Linked DNA regions of Homo sapiens: region 2 is linked to region 1. A link is an interaction called in ENCODE POLR2A ChIA-PET data of the cell type or tissue named here. Cell type or tissue: OCI-LY7. All regions are shown on one strand. Links, peaks and the distances in the headings refer to the core of each region. The heading gives the core; the rest is flanking DNA.

Region 1 (10,805 bases), core at 3,576-6,075:
TGAGGAAAAGGTTTAATGGGCTCACAGTTCCACATGGCTGGGGAGGCCTCAGGAAACTTAGAGTCATGGCAGGTGAAAGGGAAGCAAGGCATATCTTCACACGGCAGCAGGAGAGAGACAGAGAGCAAAGGGAGAAGTGCTACACACTTTCAAACAACCAGATCTCATGAGAACTCACTGACTATCATGAGAACAGCAAGGGGAAAGTCTGCCCCCATGATTCAATAACCTCCCACCAGGTTGGTCTCTCCTCCAACACATGGGCTTACAATTCGACATGAGGTTTGGGTGGGGACACAGAACCAAACCATATCAGAGCTGTACCCACCCTTACTGATAATATGTCACCCTCAGGATTGGAGAGAAAAGCAATGTTAAGTTGCACTGAAGCAAAACAAGGCTATTGGGTTAAATTTTTTTCATAGAATCATTTTAATATTTTTATTACCTCTAGGAGTTTTTTTAAAAATACAGAACAATTTGTTTTCTAAAACAAAACTCAAGCATTTCCTTGAAAACGAAAAAAAATCACCTCTATTAATCAATTAGCACTCAATCTACTATGTGCAAAAAACCGTGCCAAAAGCTTTTGGAATACGCAATCCTATAGATCTGAACTTTGCCTTTGGTCAGTCAGGTTTGGGTAGGAAGTGGCACTTGAGAGTGGGTTAATTGAGCTAAGCTGAAAATAGAGCACAACATACATAAGAATGTGTATTTTTATTAACCTTATCAACAGTCTGTCCTTCTGAATACAGGCAACATATAAGTGAAAATACGATTGCCGAAGTAGCGTGTTGGGGCAGGAATAAACCTAAATTCTAAAAATTTCAGCCAAACTTTAGCTTTTCTGCATAAGTGTACCTTTTTCTGTTCTCACAAATCAGGTGCGTGTGGGAACCTTATGTTGGCCAAGGATGTACAAATGAATCATGGTCTTAAGGGTGGAAGACACTGGAAAGAGAGGTTTTACTATCTGATGTACTCCTTGGAGACAGTGTCAATAGCCCTCTACTCATTTTCATAAAGTCAGCCATGCCTGCACTTAATAATGGGTTGTCTATAAATGTGTTAACTTCTAAATTGCTACTCTGAAACTTGCAACACATTTTGCTATGAAAATGGTGCTGTAGGTCAGAGCTTTTCAGACTTTACCATGCCCAGAAATCTCCTGGAGATCTTGGTGAAACACAGAGACCCAAGTCCAGAGACCCTGATTCAGTGTATTTGTAGTGCAACCCAAGGAAATCGCATTTTAACAAGCTCCTGCTGCTGCTGGTGCTATGTCCACAGACCACAATTTGAGTAGCACTGCTCTATACAATGGCTGAATTTCTACATCATCTCACCTAAGTCTATTTAAATCATCATATACTACTATGTCATATTAATGGAATCTAAATCTGCACTAGAACTACAACAGAAAACTCCAGGAACATATATCCTTTCCAACTGCAGTCTCAGTTATAATCCCCAATGAAAACACACACTCCTACACCATCACGTGAAGCATTTCCTCCACTTCACAAGGCTTCAATCAACTATCAAAAGAGGCAGCAAAGACCCTGATAGTGACGGCTACTGGGCCCGAGTAGGAAAAAAGGATTTTGGCAACAGGAGAAGTTTAAGAAATATGTATTAGGTGGAGGAGGTGTCAGCAGCTGCCTTACTGAAGGATTAGGCAGGAGAGGAAAGACTCTTGGATTAGGGCTTCTTTTGGTGACTATCAGGTTCCATGGGACTCTAACGGTGAGAGAATGTGGCCACCAATCACAATGAACCCTCAGACAAGTGAAGTGGACCTAGAAGGAAGGAGAAATATAGGATTTCATGATATTGGCTTTCCAGAGTACCGCTCTCCCATTTCTTGTCAACTCAGCGTGTCATCTTTTCCTACCATAGTTAAATATGTAACCTAGATCTTGCCTAAAGAGGAAAGGGGACTGATATTTATTTAATATCTACTAAACATCATGCACTGTGTTAAGCACATTGTATGCATCATCGCATTCACATTTTGTCTACATTTTACAAATGAAAACCTACTGTGGAAAGAGCAAGAGCAGTTTCCTCCCTGACCTGGATGAGTGACTTTAAATAAAGTGCTTAATCTCTCCAAGCACGGGTTCTTCATTTATAAGTGAGGGCAACTATTCATACTTTGTAGGCTTGTACTAAGGACTAAAACATATAGGTCAAATCCTTAGCTCAGTGCCTGGCCCATAGTTGATGTTCAATAAATGGTAGCTACATCACTACAATTACCATAATTGTTTTTATTTCAAAAATTGCCAGAGAAGCTTCCAAAAGCTCAACTACTTTGTAAGCAACTGAGTCAAAATTCAAATCTAGGTGCTTTTTCCCAAACTTCAACTCAAGAATAATCTGCGTATTTGAGTGTGTATGTGTTCACAGTTATATATATATGTGTGTACCTATACAAATGCAATGTTCTTTATGACTTTTGGTTAAAGAACACAGTAATGTAGTAAAATTAATACTGGGCAGGAAATCAGTTCTAACCTTAGTTCTGCTACAAACCTTCAGTCAATCTTAATTTCTTAAAGTGCAAGCTTCCTTTAAATAAAGCAATATGAATACATAATCTCTAAGGACCCCAGGAGCTCTAAAATTCCATAATTCTATGAGGAAATTTCATGGAGCAACTGAAGAGATACAGACAAAGAGGGGAATAAGTGAAAATTTAATATAATTATCAACTGAATTCATTGCTTTTGAAGTGTTCTTATGACACTTATGGAATTGTAAAACTATTGAAAGTTTTATATAGTTTAATCTATTAATGATTTATTGTCATGAATTCTGCCTTAGGTATCATATTTAGAAAGCCTTTTCTCATTCTAATATAAAAATATGTACCTACATTTTCTTTGGGTTTTGATATTGTTCTGTTTGATATTTAAATCCTTAATTTACTTGTAAATTCTTTGGTATTTCAAATGGGGTATTTAGCTTTATTTTGTTTCAAATATTTAGTCAATTTTCTAATGTTATCCAAAAAATAATTCATCCTTTACCCACAAATCTTTCATTTAAAAAAAATTTTTTTAAGAGACAGGATCTTGGAGCTTCTATATAGCTGAATATCTGGACGTTCCTAGAGACTGGGGCACAAGGGAGGGCTTGGAAACTCTGTACCCCTTCTCCCTGCATACCTTTTTATCTTCATGTGATGTGCCAGGCATGGGACACAGTGATTGAAAAGTTGACATAGAGCTTATATTCAAATAAGGGAGAGAGACCATGAATAAGTAAACTGATGATGTCTGAAATGAAAATCCTATGAATAGCTGACCAGAACTCTTACTGGTCAGCTGGTCAGGGCCCAAAAGAAATAGGCTTTCTCATCCACCATGCAGGCCCATGTGGACATGGTAGTGCAAAAGAGAAATAAGGGGCTGGAGTCCCTTGGCAAAGCAGATAAATACCTGCAAACTACCTTTTCAAAATGGAAGCCAGACTGTGACGGTGCCTTTTTTGAATGTGGAAAAGCAGGGCTTCCAAGCAAGCTGGCATGATGTTGAAGGAGATGCAGAAACAACCAGTCTGCGTGATGTATCGAGAAAACAGCACCCCTGACCCAGCAACCTCAGAAGTGGTGGAGCAAGCTGGAAAGCTCATAGAAAATGTAGATCCAGAAAAGGCTGTACAATTGTATCAATAAACAGCAATGTGTTTGAAAATGTGCAATGCCTCAACAGGCAGTTGAACACTTAGGAAAAGCTTCAGGACTGCTAGTGTAAAGATGCAGGATTGATGGGGGAGCACTTTCTATTCAGAAAGAAAAATATTTTTAAGGAAATGGAGAATTATTCAACTGGTTATAAGAAAAGAGTCGCTCAAGTCTTATTTCACTTACACAGTAATGACTATGCAGCTGGGACAGTGGTGGCAGGAGAGCTCCGGCATAGCAGGAGTCCATGGAGGTGATGGCTGAGCTGTACTGGATCAGCTCCCAGAAGGGTTTGCCCAGCAAGACCAAGCTGCATTTCAGAGGTCTGCAACTCTCCACTTTTCAAGCATATTGGCAATGATTATGCTAGCCCCAGCCTGAGTTTAGGGGTTCCAGAATGGGACATCAATAAATCATCAGGAATGGTTTGCACAGCCACATGAATGTACTTAATGACACATTAAGTGTACACTTAAAGGGGGTTAAAATGATTTATTTTATGTTGTGTGTATTTTACCATAGTAAAAAAAATTAAGAAGAAGGAATAAGAGGAAGAAGAGGAGTTGGAGAGAAGAAGAAGAGGAGGAGGAAAAAGAAGAGTTAGAAGAAAAAAGAGGAGAAACAGAAGGAAAAGAGGAGGAGGAAAATGGGGGAAAATTAGCAACACCAGTCATGGCTGGTGGCATCACCTCCATGGCTGCTGTTAAGGAAGACAAATATTCAGGACTATGCTAGTATTTTGCTTTGCAAATAAATAAATAATACATAGATAACAGAAAAAGTATCACATGGCGTTTCAGGGACTTGGAATTTGTTTAAGAGTATTCCATACTTCATTGTAGCCACGGTTTGAATGCTAATACTCTAATTTTTAGTTATTAATTCCCCAAATTAAAAAAAAAGCCAGAGACAGACCTCACTCTATTACTTATCCTGTAATGCAGTGGCACCATCATAGTTCACTATAGCCTCCAACTCCTGGGTTTATGCAATCCTCCCACTTTAGCCTCTTGAATAGCTGAGGTTACAGACATGCACCACCATGCCATGCACCACCACTCCAAGCCTAGATAACTTTCTTTTTTTGTATCTTTTTTTTTTTTGGTAGAAATGGAGGTCTTGCTATATTGCCCAGGCTAATCTTGAACACGTGGACTCAAGCAGTTCTCCCATTTTGGCCTTCCAAAGTGCTGGGACTATAGGCATGAGCCACCACACCCGGCCTACCCACAAATCTTAACCAACCTTTATTGTGTTCTAAAGTCTTGGCATTAAAACGCATTTTATATTGGAAGATTTCATTATATTATTCTACCTTTGCACAGCTAGAATGAGCCCTACTTGGTGGATTATATTTGCTAATACTTAGCAATAATGCATCACAATTTATAAGTAAGCATGGTCTGTAGTTGTTTCTAACCTTCTAAATTTTTTAATATCAGGATTATTCTAGCCTGTCAGGTGCATTAGAAAATTTCATTTTTAAATCCCCCTGTAATAGATTAGATAGCATAAGAATTGTCTATTCCTTGATGACTTGATAGAACTATAATCTATAACCCCTTTAAGCATGAATTTTTCATGAAGAGATGTTTTATTGTCTTTTAAACTCAATGATTTCTTCAGGTTTTTTTTATGACCTCTGGAGTTAATGTTGATCATTTATTATTTCCCAATAAAGCCTTCCATTTCATCCAGAGCGTTTGTAAAGCTGATATGCATTAAGAATCTCTAAGAGCACAAAGTAGTTTTTTTAAACTTTTTTGTTCAAGAATATGTTGCTGTTTAATTCATTCTTTTGTACAAATATTTTTCTAAGTTAGGCACTTTGAAAAATGCTAACACACTGTCTTAAAGCATTCTCTTAAATTTGTTTTCAAATTATCTCTGCACAAAGAATTAAATTCCTTTTCTTAGTCTGAATCTTGTATATTACTTTTTCTGTTATAATTGTTAGTATTTATCCAAAGAATTATCTCTTGAACATATGTATTAATTCTTCTATTTTCCTAGATATTTTTTCTTTTAAAATATGAATTCTTAAAGACAGGCATTATAGACAACCAGTCTGTGGAGAAAATATTTTGAGAGGAGGAGGAATTTTATTTTGCCTCCTTCCATTTTATAGGAGGAACAGATTTATACCCTGTTTACACATGTAGCTTATTGGATAATAACATGAACGAATAATATTGACTTAGAAACTTTATTTGGACTAAGTTATAAATTGTATTTCTTATTATACAATAATGGGAATATAATTTCTACATTCCAAAACATGTACAGGTAGCCATTTGGACTATGAGACCTACAACAAAATATCAAGTATCTACATAGTACGGCAACCAGGCATTTGGTGCTCTATGAATTAAAGGTCTCAATGAAGGGCTATACATTATATTATTTAGACTTCATCTGCAGGTTCTCTAAGCATGTTATAATTTCTATGAATTTCAGTTTCCATACCTGTAAAATGGAGATTATACACCTACTGTGCAAAGTTTGGGTAACAATTAGAGTTAACAGATAACCTGTCTCAAGACCCTTTTCCCAGTAGCTGTGGCCTCTTAAAGCCCCTACAAAATTTGAAGAAGAGATCTTTGGGCCTTGCAAAATCCTAGGTAATTTCACTTTATCAAAAGCCAAAGCATGTGAGTGTTTTAACTCATCTGAATCATAAAATAAATCATTACGAAGAGTTAACAGTCCTTGGATTAGAATAAACTACCTTTCATTGATTTCAAAGTGCATTTTTGTTTTACATTTTTGTATCTCTACTCAGAATGCTCCTTAAAATTGATGATGTCTTAAAAATATAACTGACATTGCTTTTCTTGTCTAGGAGTATGTAATACAATGGTACATTTTACAAATGAGGACATCTTAGGGTAAAAACATACTGTAATACCTTCCTCAGTTGTTTTCCAATTTACCACCCCCTTCCTAGGAAAATCCACACGCCTTAATGAATTGCTACAGTCATTAGCAAAGGGAGTAAGTTTTGATGTTTGTCTTGTCTGTGGGCCTTGTTTCCCTCTGACTCATAAGCTCTAATATACTCCAGCCATTCAAAATACCAGGTCCACATACATAGGTGCACTTACAAAAGGTCCTCATTGCACACCATTGAAGAATCACATACCCTAAATTCGAGATTTTAAACCTCAGATACAGATAGCCTAGGTCCCTACCAACAGTCTCACAAAAAATGCAAACCTCAGGGGATGGTACTCCAAAGTAATTAACCAAAACAAGAGTAGTTGTTATGCAAATACCAAGGAATTTAATCTCCTTAAGAAAACAATAAATTCCTGGTTCAGACCTAAAGGCACAAATTTTAAAATGTGTGTAGATTACAGACTCAGCTCAGCTCCATTCTAAAAGATGCATTCTCTATAAGACCTCCCTAACACCTGGAATACAAGCAGCTGGGTAAACATCCTGGCCATGCAGTATGGGCAGCATGAGTCAGTTAGAGGGCAAGGTTCTTTCTCTTGATCCGCCCACATACCTTGGGGGTGTTAGAAGCCTTGATGGAAGTAGGAGATGAAGTGTTTCATGGAAAAACACCTACTTCCGCATGATAAGGCAAGGAGAGGGAGTGAAAGAGAAGATGGGCCCTACCCTTCTGCAGGGCCCTAAAGCCACTACCAAGACAGGAGAAGGGAAAGCCCCTTTATTTTGTGTCCTGGGATTGGAGAAATAATTTTTTAAAGACCCTAAAATCATAAATATTACTATACAAGTATGTGTGTAAACAGAGATGGATTTCTGTTCAATGAATTAAATCATAAATGAAAAGAGAAATGGCTAGGCGTGGTGGCTCATGCCTGTAATCCCAGAACTTTGGGAGGCCAAGGCAGGTGGATCACTTGAGGTTAGGAGTTTGAGACCAGCCTGGCCAACATAGTGAAACCCTGTCTCTACCAAACAGAAAAATTAGCCGGGCATGGTGGTGCACACCTGTAGTCCCAGCTACTTGGGAGGCTGAGGCAGAAGAGTCACTTGAGTCCCGGAGGCAGAGGTTGCAGTGAGCTGAGATCGCACCACTGCACTCCAGCCTGGGCCACAGAGCAAAACTACGTTAAAAAAAAAAAAAAAAAAAAACGAAAAAGAAAAGAGAAATGACAGATTGACAGAAATAGACTAGCAAACTGAGTGGGAAATGAATACTCAGCACTGTTGATGGAAGTGCATAGCCTATTTCTGGAATAATCCGGAAATATATAGTAAAATTGATCAACCATATGACCTATGACCAAAAAATTCTCATTCCTAGATGTATGGCATGCACACTATTCCATCGTGGGGCATATAAATGCTGACATATTTAATGGTGCAGAATTTAAGGGAATGAAATTATCGGTCATTGGGGAATAGGACAGTTTAAAGGTGGAGGTTTTACAGTAAGAAGTAACAAACAACATATGCTTAATGCAACATGTTGGATTCTCACAAGCCAGGCCTGCTTTATAGATGTGTGAAATATGCAACTCTAGAGGATTAGAAGGTGTGGTTAGAAGGCCCTCACACTTAGACACTTTGTTGTCATCATCTTTAAATTATTATTCATAAGAAGTCCCATATTTAAAATTTGGCACTGGGCCCCACAAATTATGGAGACAATCCAGTTCACAGGCATAATGTACAGTAAGAAAAGTAGGAAACAATGAGATTTATAATAAAATAATATATGAAAATCTCATATATGCTATATACTTTACAGTGATATGGTCACTCTTTAGGATAAACTAGAGATTGAATGAAAGTAGGGATCAGGGACAAAGGTCAAAATAAATTAAATAAAATTTATAAAAGAATAAACAAAGCAGTAAAGGGTCCTTATATGGATGAATAACCCATTCAGTGTAAAAGTGCCCCAAACTACAATGATTTGGATTTCCTGTGGGTAGGAATGCATTGCAGAAAATGTTTGGCAAAATAGTTCAAGATCAACTATGTAATAATTGAAAATTCCATCGTTTCTTTTCTTTTTTCCCCAAGAATATCTGTGTTTTCTAGTATAGAAATGTTTGTATTTGCTAGCATAGACTAGATTCCAGCAGTTTGTATATTGCCAAAACATGAACTATCTTTCCAGTTGCTATGTTTTATTTCAGAGACTCAAATTGGCATGCCAGTAGAATGTACTACATTTTAAGTGGAATTATACATTAAAAATATAAGAATATAAAACGTTTCTCATAAATCAAGTAAATCTGTAAATAATTAAGTGGTTGAAACTATTATAGTAATGGAAGCAAAGCCAATTCCAACTACAATTTCCAATCAAACTGACTCTAATGGAACCTAATTAGTAACTGACACAATCCAAAGAAACTTGAAGGTATTTAAACTAACCTCATGCCACTAAGTCCTACCTGACTAAAATGCACGTTCTGATACAAGTGTGTTTGCAATTCTTTCCTATGCTCTGCGTGTATATAGACATGTCTGAACCAATGATGAAAATTCAGGAAATAATTCAGGAATACTCTTCCTCTTCAGATTACTTTGAAGCATGGAAAATATTAGTTTTGAGATCATTTTAGAAATTTGGTTGTTTTAATTTACCCAAACTGGACTTGTAATTACCCTTGTAATTTTCGATAATATAAATGCCCACTACTGAAAATAGAGCTCTATGCAGTTCTGGAATTCCAGATTATCTGATTTCAAACTTTCATGGAGTGCAGACACAAGACAGCTTACATGGCAAGAAAGAGATTGGTTGGAGAGTAGAAAAAAAAAGCCAGTTTTGTTTTTGTTTATTTGCCTTTAGCTAGCTAGAGATCTTGAAAGAATTGGATATACTATTTCCTACCAATTCTAATGCCCAATTTACATACCAAGGTAAAAGAAATTCAGAAAAGCCAAAGCAATAATTGACAATGTGGTAGCATTAGAAGTGATGCAGCTGGATGAGGCAGGAGGATGTGGCATTTTACAGAGATGCTCGTATGACTGGGGTCATTTCATCCACCCTTGGTGGAAATTATTTTCTAAGTAGAGAGTCTCAGATTCTGCTGAGAATCTTCCAATTCATCTGACCCTTGAGGCATGGAACATGAGGATTGGCTTGGCAGGAGTGAGAATTTTAGTCTCAATCACATTCTTTTTCATCACTGGCTAAGAACTCACCTAACAAGTTTACCTTAGTAGCATCTGTTATATTTGAAACCATGATTAATCTGCTTCCAGTTGAGAAATTTCTAGTTGCGCCATCTTTTGAGCTGTTTAAAACAGAGCATGTTCCACTGACAGTTGCCTCTGGAAGGATCTGGAATGCACCTGAAGCTCCCAGGACTTGAAGACAGACCTCCAAAGACTTGGATCAGGTAATGACTTTTCATCTATTTGCAGAGCCTGGATCATAGTGTATTAGTGAGACATAGGAAACCTTCAGAGGGACAGAACTTTACATGTTGATGATGAATATTGTATTTTGATTCTATCAGGTTAAGCAAGATACAGCAAGAGTATAATGTGACAACTTCAGATGGAGAGTCTTCTAGGTATGTTATGACAAGTTTTCCCTTTCAGAAAGCTGCAGCATCTAGAAAGCAGACATCACTATATTTGAACCTCAGTGAGAGGAGGTATCACAAGTCTACACTTGGAAAAATCTAGCAATAAATAATTTTATGAACCTCTCTTTTGAGTCTTGCATCTAGGGGTTTGGGAAATAATGTTTGGATAATGTTCTCAAAACCATTTACCATTTTTTAGGAAGCCCTTTATGTTCTCATTCCAATGGCCTTGAGTATGAATATTCTTTTTTATGATCAGGGTCATCTGCAGGGGAATATGAAGCAAAGTGACTGTCAAGAGTGACACAACTGCTTATGAAATCAATCATTTGTGGAGGACACACCATTCTCTTTTTCTGCTGCTTTGTAATAAATAGTTTGACTGGGAGAGGAGTGAAAATGTGGTTCACATTAATGTAGATGATATTTAAGAGTATCATGCTCCTGTCACCCTTTAAATTGCAGACCTGATTGGAAGCTAGAAAGATGAAGATGAGTCAACTGGATGGACTAATATTCCCTCTAGACATAGAGAGATTAAATAATTATTCTTTAATTCTATGTGTCAAAGCCAAACTGTT
Region 2 (10,805 bases), core at 4,288-6,787, 130 kb after region 1:
TAAAAATCAGTAAGTCAGAAAGATAAATCCAAAAACACAAACTCCTCTTTTAAAAAAAGGAGAAAAAAATATTAGAAGGGGTGTTTTTTAATATTCAGAATTTTTTTGCTCCCTTCAGAAAAGTCTTAGTTAAGGTTAAATTATTTTTCTAAATCAACATTGCATGGATTATGTTACCATTGATTAACTATTTTTGCTAGCTTTCTTCTTGCTGTACTTCAATTATAGCATTGGATGTATGTTGAACATGTCAATTACAGAATACAAACCAAAGGCTTTTTTTGTTTTTATTTCTTTTCAACATCTCACTGGCCTGGCAAGAGTCAATGAGTCACACCATCGATCTCCACATTTGCCCTTTGCTCTACAAGTGTTGTACTCACCATGAGGAAATACCCAATAAGCAGAACAGGCATTAAGAGGATAATTAGTAGATAATCAATGAAGGTAAATTTTTTCTTCACAGCATAATGCAAGCAGGTTCTCTCTTTCTAAAAATTAAGAAAAGGATTCTTTACTAATAAAGCATTTCAATTCAAAATTTATTCAGATGGCCATCTCAAAAAGTTTAGTTTGTGCTTTTTGTTTTTCCGGTACCCATGGCATCTTTTCCTGTGGGATACATCTGATTACTGAATGCGGCTTTCCATGGAGCAGAACAGAGAACTCGGTCCAGTGTAAAGGAAAAGCTAGGGAAGGGCTCCTGGGAGTCAACAAAGGTGAAATGTACACAGCAGAGCTCATCAGAAGACAGATTCTTATACCCACTTAGTTTTTGGAAAAAAAGATACACTGAGATATAAACTTAGGACTGAATTTACTATGAAAATTGATAGTTATCCCTTAATCATCTACCATGTGTACGATTATCCATTTTGTGGTTTGTTCATAGGAAAACTCTTAACCACATGGCTGTTTTTCATGTTCCTTCATGTGCATAGTCTAGAAGAATGCATATAACTCAATTTTATTCTTCAAATATGTGAATACTTATCAGGTAATAGATGTCAGCTTCCAAGGGTTGTGGGAGATGTGAACTCTTAGGGCCTCATAATCAAAGATGGACAGAAATATGCACAAATAAATATAAGGCAAAACAGAAGGTGGTAATTGGAATACCAATCAAATCAGTAAGAGGAGAGGGAGCCCAAGAGAAAGAAAGGAGGTTAGTTTCCACTTATGCAAGGCACTGTACCTAAATAAGAACACTTTTTGTTTTTCTAATATGAAGGCATTTATATTTTCTGTAAAAAAATTTTAGAAACTAGAGAGGAACATAACGATAGAATTTTAAATTGCCCATTATTATATTAAATGGTCCAGAGTTAACTGTTGACATTTTGTTGTATTTTCTTCCAGTCTTCTTAAATGCATAAATGTGGAATTTTGAAATGTAGAATGATATTGCATATGCAATATCATATCTTGCTTTTTTCAGTTCAGAAACGTATATTTAGAATATGTACATTTTTCCATGCAATTCAATATTTTTAAACATATGATTGTAATGGCTGCATGGCTTAGTATTGAGTGGAACTACTCTGATGTATTTAGCTAAGCCCTGCCTTTTGAACATTTCATGGTTTTTGAGGGTTTTGTTTTTGTTTTTGTTTTTCTGTGAGACAGGATCTTGCTTTGCCACCTAGGCGGGAGTGCAGTGGCACAATCCTAGCTCACTGCAGCCTTGACTTCCTGGTCTCAAGCGATCCTTCAACTTCAGCCTCCAAAGTAGCTGGGACTACAAACATGTGCCACCACACCTGGATAATTTTTTACTTATTATTATTTTGTGTAGAGATGCGGGGGTCTTGCTATGTTGCCTAGGCAGGTCTTGAACTCCTGGTCTCAAACTATCCTTCCACCTTGGCCTCCCAAAATGCTGGGATTCCAGACATGAGCCACTGCACATGGCCCGTTTCAAGTTTTAAACTTTTCATTTTTATAAATAATATTGCCTGAACCTGCTCATTCATAAATTTTTGTCAACATTTCCAAATTTGTCCTTTGCCTACATTTCTAAAAATAGAATTCCTGGCATAAAAAGTATTAATGCTTTTCATATTGCGCTATCAAATTGTGTTCTAATAAGACAATAATAACTTAAACTTTCTGATCAACATTTGTTTTCTTTTTTAATCTTGGTCAGTTTGACAGACAAAAACAAGGATCTTTATGTTTTAATTTAATTTGCTATCAATAGAATCCATAGGCTTGTGCTTCTGAATCTCCAGCAGAGCTTTTTGTTTGTTTGTTTGTTTTTAAGGTGTTTGTTTGTTTAGTGTTTCTGGAAATAATTTATAAACAGATTTCAGACATGAGAAATCACAGGTTCAAATTATTAATGTACAAATATTAATATTTGGAGAAAATAAAAATATTAAATGCTAACATTAGAAACATTTGAAAGTGGAAAATGCAAACCAAAAACTTCTACTGATAAAATCTATTAATCTAATGTATCCACTAAAGTCTTTTTCATGGTTTTTATGATACCAGAAAATCCCAGCAGGCTGGCTGAGGCCCTCCTCTTCTGCAAAGCGGAGATAAAAGTGTCTCCTCAGCCTTGCCCATGGGCTAACGTCTCCTCCCTCAGTTTCCTAACGAGCGCACCTCTTAAAAGAGCGCAGGAACCCACAGACATCTGTCTTCTGGCACTACCACTCACTGCAACTCCACATATCTGGTTTCACAGCAGTGATCTACAGAGATCCTATTATAGTCCACGATGTTGCATATCTGTTCCATTCAGCACAGGCATGACTTGCTTTTAATCGCAACCAAACCAAAAATAGTAAGCATAAATAAAAAAGTCCAGTAATGATCAATTTTCTGATAATACATTGTTACTCCTGATGAGCTAGTCTCCAAATGACTTAGAAGGGGCAAGGGGGGATTTCCAGTGTTTTCTCGCCTTGAATGCATATAAGTGGGTACAGGACAGTCATAATGATTGCAAAAAAATGGCTTAATATTTATTCAGTGTAATTTAAATATTGCCTTCACTACGATGCAAATGCTAGATGTTCAGAAAGGGCTCCACAAGGATTTTCACAGCAATACACACATATTCTTCTCTTTCTTGGTCCTGAAGGCTCCAAAGTAGCTAATATTGCATCTTTAAATATATTCTTTACACCTTTTTGTGTGACTTCAAGTAACCTCTGGCTCATGAGCTTATTTGTCCTTGGTAAATTTCTCAATAGTACTCTTTCATTCTACAAGAACACTATAGGATCCTCTGGAGATCAGGACATTAATATAGCAGGTAAAAATCTAACTAATGAAACAGCATTTCTTTTCCAAGAAATCTTTGCCATTGCTTCTGTGTTAGTAATGAGAAAGAGGGGAGAGGAAGAAAGAGGAGGATGAAGAGAGGAAGAAGGAAAAGAAAGAAGCTCTATCCAGCCAAATAAGTGAACCAGAGGTAAAAAGACATAATTTATCACAAATTATGCCTGCTGATTGAACTATGTTTTATTTTGCTGTTTAGCCTAATAAAATGTCCTTGGTATGTGTCAGTCTTTCTAAAGTAGGCTAAGATAATTGTTCGTATTAGGAGCTGCAAGCAATTTAAAAAATGACATGCACCACTTCTAGTGATTCAAAGAGAAAAGAATTATCATGAACAATTACACTCTCCATTCATGTCATGACCTCACCTGGTTTTTGAGGTTGACATTAGCATTTCTTCTTAAAAGGAAGGAAACGATTCTCACATGCCCTCGCCTGCAAGCACAGATCAGGGGCGTGTCTCCATTAAAGCCATCTTGAACGTTGGCATAGCTGCTGTCTTCTTTCACCCACCGCCACACTTGTCCAAAGTCATTCTGATAGGCTGCTTGGCAGATGGGCTGGGTCGGGAAAAACAAAAGCAGGTTTTGAAATACTGGCATAATTAAACCACAAAAACGAAAAAAAAGTCATAACCCAATACATTAAAATTTAAATGTTTTAAAATTGTAATATATTGCTTTGCAGGTGAGATTTTTTGGTCTCAGTTATGCCTAGCTTTAAGTCTAGATCAAGAATTAGCCCATGAGGAACCTCCTACATTTTCCTAAGTTTTCTTGGCACACACTTATGTCCATCAAATGGATGAATAAATAAATGAAATACTACAAATTCAACTCAGTAAGGAAACTATGTATAGTGCTTACAGGTAGGTGGGCCTGTCGGAAAAGCATTCATTTTCTTTACTAAAGATAAAATACCTTTATCTTTATCTTTACTAAAGACAAAATACCTTTATCTTTATCTTTACTAAAGACAAAATACCTTTATCTTTATCTTTACTAAAGATAAAATATCTTTATCTTTAGTAAAGACAAAATGTCTTTATCTTTATCTTTACTAAAGATAAAATGTCTTTATCTTTATCTTTACTAAAGATAAAATAGAAAACAAGCATATGGGGAGGAGTTTAGGGCAGTACTAGTGATGAAATAAGACCTACATAGCACCCTGTATTCAAGGAGCTCAACAGAGCAGAAAAGACAGTTTTTTAGGCAAATAATATACAAATTATATGGTTAACTACACTTGATTAGATGCTGTTTATAAAAAGCATTATACAGAGCTTCACAAGGCACCATGGGAGTTTAATAGCAAGACTTCAGGTAGCATGATCTTGTCCTCTTTCCCTCCTCTGCTCCAGCCTTTCTCGACTTCTGTTCTTCAAAGTTTGGTTGAACCAAACCATGTTTGGTACCTTCCATCTGGGCTTCTGCCCTGAATACTCTCTCTGCATAAAACACACCACCTGCCTTTCTTCTGAATAACACCTAGCTCACCCTTCATGTCATAATTTAATTTTCATTTTATCCAAGAAGTCTTTTCTTACTCCCAACATTCAGTATCTCTCCCTCACAGCAACTGACATACTGTAATTCTTTTCTTAATTATGTACAATCATGTATTTAGGGCTAGCATGAATCAGGAGAGGTTTGAGGCAGTGCTGAGAAGGAAGGCACTGAAGTTCAGGCCGTAAACCCCATTTTATTTACTGCTATTTCTCCAGCATTCAACACAGCACTCAGCACATGGGAGGCAAACACTGAATATTTTTAGACTAATCTTCAGATGATGTCTTTTAAAAAGCATTTAGAGTAATACCTGGCATATGGATGGTGCTTAGTGTATGAAAGTTATCATTATTGCAATTGTCATTCTTTAATAATCAAGTCAAATCCCTGCTGTGTGCCAGTCACAGGTACCAGAGAATAAAATATGTTATCTTATCCATGTAAAATGTATCTGTCAAGTGGGGAAATAGGACAGAGACACACATACACAGAGTAAATGACAAGAAAAAAATTTTTTGGTATGGGTAGGTACATAAGCACCTGTGGAAACTGGGACGTATCAAGGGGAAAGTCAAGTGGGTGTATTTGCTAATAAACTGAGGTTCTAACATAGCCAAATATCACAATAAGTGAACTATGTTATACTCTTAAACCTAAAGGCCTACTCATGAAAGAAACATCCTAACAGAAAATTAACTCAGCAGCAATTAAAGGCAAACTTCTGTACCTTAAAAATGAAATGAACATGATACATGGGCTTTAAGTTTCACTAGAAATGCACAATTTCACAAATCACCTATTCTGTTATCCTGAAGTCTTCCCTTTACTAAGCTTTCCAACAGTTGGGCACTTCAGTGTCTCAGCATACTGTGTGGCTGATGCAGAAAGGACTGGGGCAGTTGAAACACTTGTCTCATGTCAGAAAAACAGGATGTAATTGTGGCTCTGTTACTACCTCCCCCGGTGACTGTGGACAATTCACTTCCCTACTGTATCTCAGTGTCCTCAGTCATTAAATGAAGGAGTAAGGCAGAAGTTCCCTTGGGTTTTCATATTCGATTATTTCTGGGACTCTAGTCTCAACCAACAAATCTTCCACATCACTGCTGGAGTCCAGGGTTATGTCAACACAATAGTGCTTAAATAAAACCTTCAGTGACTTGCCATTGTCCTAGCAGCAATGCCCAGTCATTTGGAGTTCAAAAATAAGTAAAACAAAACTAAATGCAACAAGACAGTGTTAAGTCACCAACTCTTAATTTTTCAATTAAATGTATTTAAAACAATACTATTATTTCATAAAAGATATTTTAACAAATACAAAGATAAATGAAGGGTATTTTAACAAAATATGTAAGAATATAATCACCAGGGGGAAAGCAGTTCTTTATATTGGGTAGATTTAGTTAGCTTTATAGAAAAATTCATTTTATTGTCCTTTTAAAAGATTTTACCATAAACTAGTGAAAATTTAATAATGGAGTGATTAGCAGTGAGCACTACTCATCAAGCATTTGGAAATTGGTGGTCTACCATGAATAGCTTGGAAACAAGTGGCTTTAGAGCTCTTTTTCTCTTTTCTCAAATATTTAAATAACTTAACAACATTTAAAAAACTAGAATATTTCATGTATTAATCTGGCTTTCCAGCTTCTCTTTAAAAATGGAAAGTTTTGGCTGGGCGCGATGGCTTACGCCTGTAATCCTAGCACTTTGGGAGGCCGAGGTGGGTGGATCACCTGAGGTCAGGAGTTCGAGATCAGCCTGGCCAACATGGAGAAACCCCATCCCTATTAAAAATACAAAAATAAAAAAATTAGCAGGGCATGGTGTCTGGTGCCTATAATCCCAGCTACTCTGGAGGCTGAGACAGGAGAATCGCTTGATTCGGCAGTGAGCCGAAATCGCGCCACTTCATTCCAGCCTGGGCGACACAGCGAAACTCTGCCTCAAAAAAAGAAAAAAAAAGAAAGAAAAAAAAGAGAAAGTTTTGCTAACACTGGGCCCATATTCCTGTAGGATACCAAATAACTGGTGCTTAGTGGCAGTGACTCCAATTCTCCACAGTCCCCACCACTCGCCATCACATTACACTGGTTCTCTTCACTCATCTATGTTACCTGCCTGGTAACATAGACCTCCAGGAGCTCTCTGCTTAGGCTTCTCAAAGTCTTTACTAAGAGCTAACTAAAAAGAAGAAGAGGAAAAGATGGGGAGTTGTTCTGCAAGAGTCACTCAGTGCTTTTGAGGGCTTTCTCAACCCCATTTGAGCAATATTATGTAAAATACTAACCCTATCTTTAGTCTTTCTTAGGCTTCCTAGATCCAAGACACAGAGTTACCAGGAAGCTAAGTGTCTTCCTTCTCGGCTGAGATGCACAAGTACAGTCATACTTCACTTCACAACAGGGATACGTTCTGAGAAATGTGTTGTTAGGTGATTTTGTCATTGTGGGAACATCACAGAGTTTACTTACACAAACCTAGATGGTAGAGCCTATTACTAATATGGTATAGCCTGTGGCTTCTAGGCTAAAAACCTATACAGCATGTTACTGTACAGAATACTATAGGCAGTTGTAACACAATTGTAAGTATTTGTGCATCTAAACATAGGTGAACATATAAAAATATACAGTAAAAATATAGCGTAAAAGATAAAATGGTACACCTGTATAGGGCAGCTCCATTATAATCTTATAGGAACACTGCTGTATATGCTGTTCATTGCTGATCGTGACATCATGTGGTGCATGACTATAATTTAATGTGAGAGTCGCACTAACGCTGAAGACTCCATGCTGTTATGAACTTGCGGTTTCCACTAGGGGGCAGCGCAGCGTAAGAAAAGCACTGACAGCGGGCAGAAGGGAAGTCCAATAGAAAGTGCTGGTTCACAAGCCAGGTATGAAAAAGAGAAGAGGTTGTCCATTTGGGTTGCTGGAAAAGCTATCATAAACCCCTTTTAACCCCTTAAGCTCTGTAATTTGGGGGCACCCTGGGTGTAGAAGAAACACACTTGGGAAATTATTATAATAACTCTATCCCCTAATAGTCTCAGAACCCTTCTGTCCATCCTCACTGCTAAAGTACTGCTTCAGATCTTCATCATTCTCACCAAGACTATTGCACACAATTCTTTCAATCTCACGTGTTCCATATGCCGTTTTTACAACTTCATCTCCTACCACTGTCTTATCCACACCCTTGATCTAAATAAAGGTATGTGTGTTATTAACAGCCATCTCCCCAGCTAGACTGTAAGCTATATAAGGGCACTGTGACTACATGAGGCTACATTTTGTCTGTACTGATTCATCATTGTACCCCCATAACATAGTGCCTGGCACATGGTAGGCATTCAATATGTACTTAGTGAGTAAATAAGAGAAGGAAGAAATTATAAGATGAGCTAACAGTTATTGAGTAGCTCAGTTATTCTATATTAATCCTCACAACAACCCTCTAAAGTAGTATTAATATACCTGTTTTGCACAGATGAAACTAAGGGAAATTGTTTTCCTTGCCCAAAGTGACATAGTTCACAACTGGCATGGCCAAGAGTCAAATCAAGGGGAATGACTGCAGAATGCGTACATTCTATCTCCAATCACTTTAGTCTTAAAAATCAGCCTTCAAAATGTCTTCTGGCTACAAGACTTCGCATTTGATATTTGTGTCCAAAATTAAGCTACAGTCTGTATTCGGGATATTGATCTGTCCACTTGTGGCACTGACTTGCTGGTTATACTGGTTATACATCCAGACTCCTTCTCCAACCTGACCTAGAATCAGCAATATCCACCAAGAGATAAGAAGTGTCATCAGAGAGTCTGCAGAAGAAACAGAAAAACGTTAAGACTCAAAGGCAAAGAAGTGAAAGTTTCAAGAAGGAAGACAAAGATCATTGAATGTGATCATTAGCAGCCATGCAGAGGCCAATTTTCATACAGTGATGGGGCTGAAGGAAGAATACAGAGGCCTGAGCACATTGTCTATGAAGAATTAGAGGATGCAATTGGAGAGGAATTGTAGTCAGTTTGGCAGTGAAAAAGCTGTTAGGGAAAGCTAGAGACTTCAAAGAGGGGGGTAGCAGTGTCCAGCCAACGTTCCACACGTTTGTAGGCAAAGTGGTGTCATCAAGTGGTTACAAATCCAGGCTCTGGAAACAAACTCTCTGGGTTCCAATCTCAACTCTGCGACTTAACAGCTATGTTATTTGGACAAGTTACCTAGACTCTTCATGCTAAGTTTCCTTCTGCTTTTGATAATCATGCCTTCTTTATAAGTTTCAGAAAGAATTAAATGTAACTGTGCAGATGAAGCACTTAGCTCAGATCTGAGTCACAGTAAACCCTCAATTAATGTTAGCTACTCTTATAATTATTAAAGCATAAGGAGCCAATGAAGATGGACAGGAGTGGTTATGAGAGGGTAGATAATTGATCAAAGAGAGTGAAGAGATGATAGGATAGAGAGCATTAAGATGGAAACATTAGTCTCCTACATAGAAGGAAAATTCTGGCTCTAAGGCCAAAGCAAGGGAGAAAAGAGAGCTACATGGATGGAAAGAAGTTTAGACTGACTGAAATTTTTGCCAGAAAGTCAGAGGTTTGATCTTCATTCATTATACTACTATATATTTGTCATAAATAAATAGATACATCTAGATAACTAATATGGTTTGGCTGTGTCTCCACCCAAATCTCATCTTGAATTGTAGCTCCTATAATTCCCACATGTCATGGGAGGGACCCAGTGGGAAGTAATTGAATCATAGGGGTGGGTCTTTCCCATGCTGTTCTCATGATAGTGAATAAGTCTCACTAGATCTGATAGTTTTATACAGGGGAGTTCCCCTACACAAGCTCTCTTTTGCCAGCTGCCATGATTGACTTTGCTCCTCATTTGCCTTTTGCCAGATTGTGAGGCCTTCTCAGCCATGAGGAATTGTGAGTCAATTAAACTTCTTCCTTTATAAATTACCCAGTCTTGGGTATATCTTTATTAGCAGCATGAGAACAGACTAATCCAATAACTAAATAAATAGCATTGACATTTAAAAAGATGAATGGATTAATGACAGGAGATGTGATTGAGACAAGGGTAGATGAGACTTTTGAGCATGATGGGGAAGATTTTGGACCATCGTAATTAAAACTGTCTACATGAAATGAATAAAAATATAAAATGGCTTTGAAAACCAGGTTGTAGAAACACAGTAAGAAGATAGAGTTGACTGAGCCTGCCATGTGAGTTTGTGATTTTCTTCAGCAAACCTAGATGAGGGAAGAGTACAGAAAGTGAAGAGGGCAAGAGCAAGGATTAGGAAACATGTCTGTCAGGCAAGAGAAATGAGAGGAGAGTGGTTTACCATTAAATTCAGTCTTAATGGGCATCATATGTAAGCCAGATAAAGACAAATGAACTTGCAAAAAGAGAGAGACAAGCAAATAGAAACACAGAGAAGGATCAGAGCACAGTTCGTACATGTGGTCTATTAGAAAAGTAACCAGTTTAGAAGTTATCAGAGAGATGTTACAGATAAACTCTGTCTAGGGATGAGAAGTCAAGGGTGGCCTTGTTGGGTATCTGATTTGGAGTAGAAACACAGGTCAAGAAGGGAGAATGAAGCTTATGGATGTTGAGGTCACTGAGGATGACCCCGGGGGACAGAAAGAAAGGGGAACTTGTGTTCCAGGGAGGTGGAAGTGGGCCCTGGAATACAGTGGACAGAAGGGAGAATGTAGAGAAAGGGCCATAAGCAGAGATTTCAAGTAAGAAATTGAACCATGGTCAAAAAACAACGGTGACCAAGAAGTAGACTGAATCAGCAGCCACCATAAGAGAAGGTGTCATAATGCCCAGGAAAAGCCAGATTTCAGTGAAGGCACAGAGGAAAACAGACTAGTAGGCGAGGAGGAGATTGAAGAGAAGGAGTATTTACCAGCAGGGTGCATGAGTTCCCATGGGCTAACCTGTGAACAGCGCTCCCTAGAGCCG

The links. Peaks named below come from ENCODE experiments on the same cell type or tissue, not always from the same donor. Only the 100,000 strongest peaks of a DNase experiment are listed, where the experiment ranks them.
Region 2: POLR2A ChIA-PET joins it to region 1 with 6 read pairs; 2 of 35 experiments call an interaction of 5 or more read pairs at or near these places.

Annotation. Positions count from the first base shown.
Region 1 is chr10:88,696,289-88,707,093 of GRCh38, forward strand. It overlaps LIPK (lipase family member K), which reads left to right and starts at 9,961. Exons shown (of 10, transcript NM_001080518.2): 1 at 9,961-10,032. It also overlaps the pseudogene NAPGP1. RefSeq lists an enhancer at 6,541-7,390. In OCI-LY7, for the core only: no CTCF peak of the experiment used is centred there; no DNase peak of the experiment used is centred there.
Region 2 is chr10:88,828,176-88,838,980 of GRCh38, forward strand. It overlaps ANKRD22 (ankyrin repeat domain 22), which reads right to left. Exons shown (of 6, transcript NM_144590.3): 2 at 3,660-3,851; 3 at 384-491. Among named protein-coding and RNA genes, the nearest start is that of ANKRD22, 18 kb to the right of the region's middle. RefSeq lists an enhancer at 7,775-7,924. In OCI-LY7, for the core only: no CTCF peak of the experiment used is centred there; a DNase peak (open chromatin) is centred at 5,736.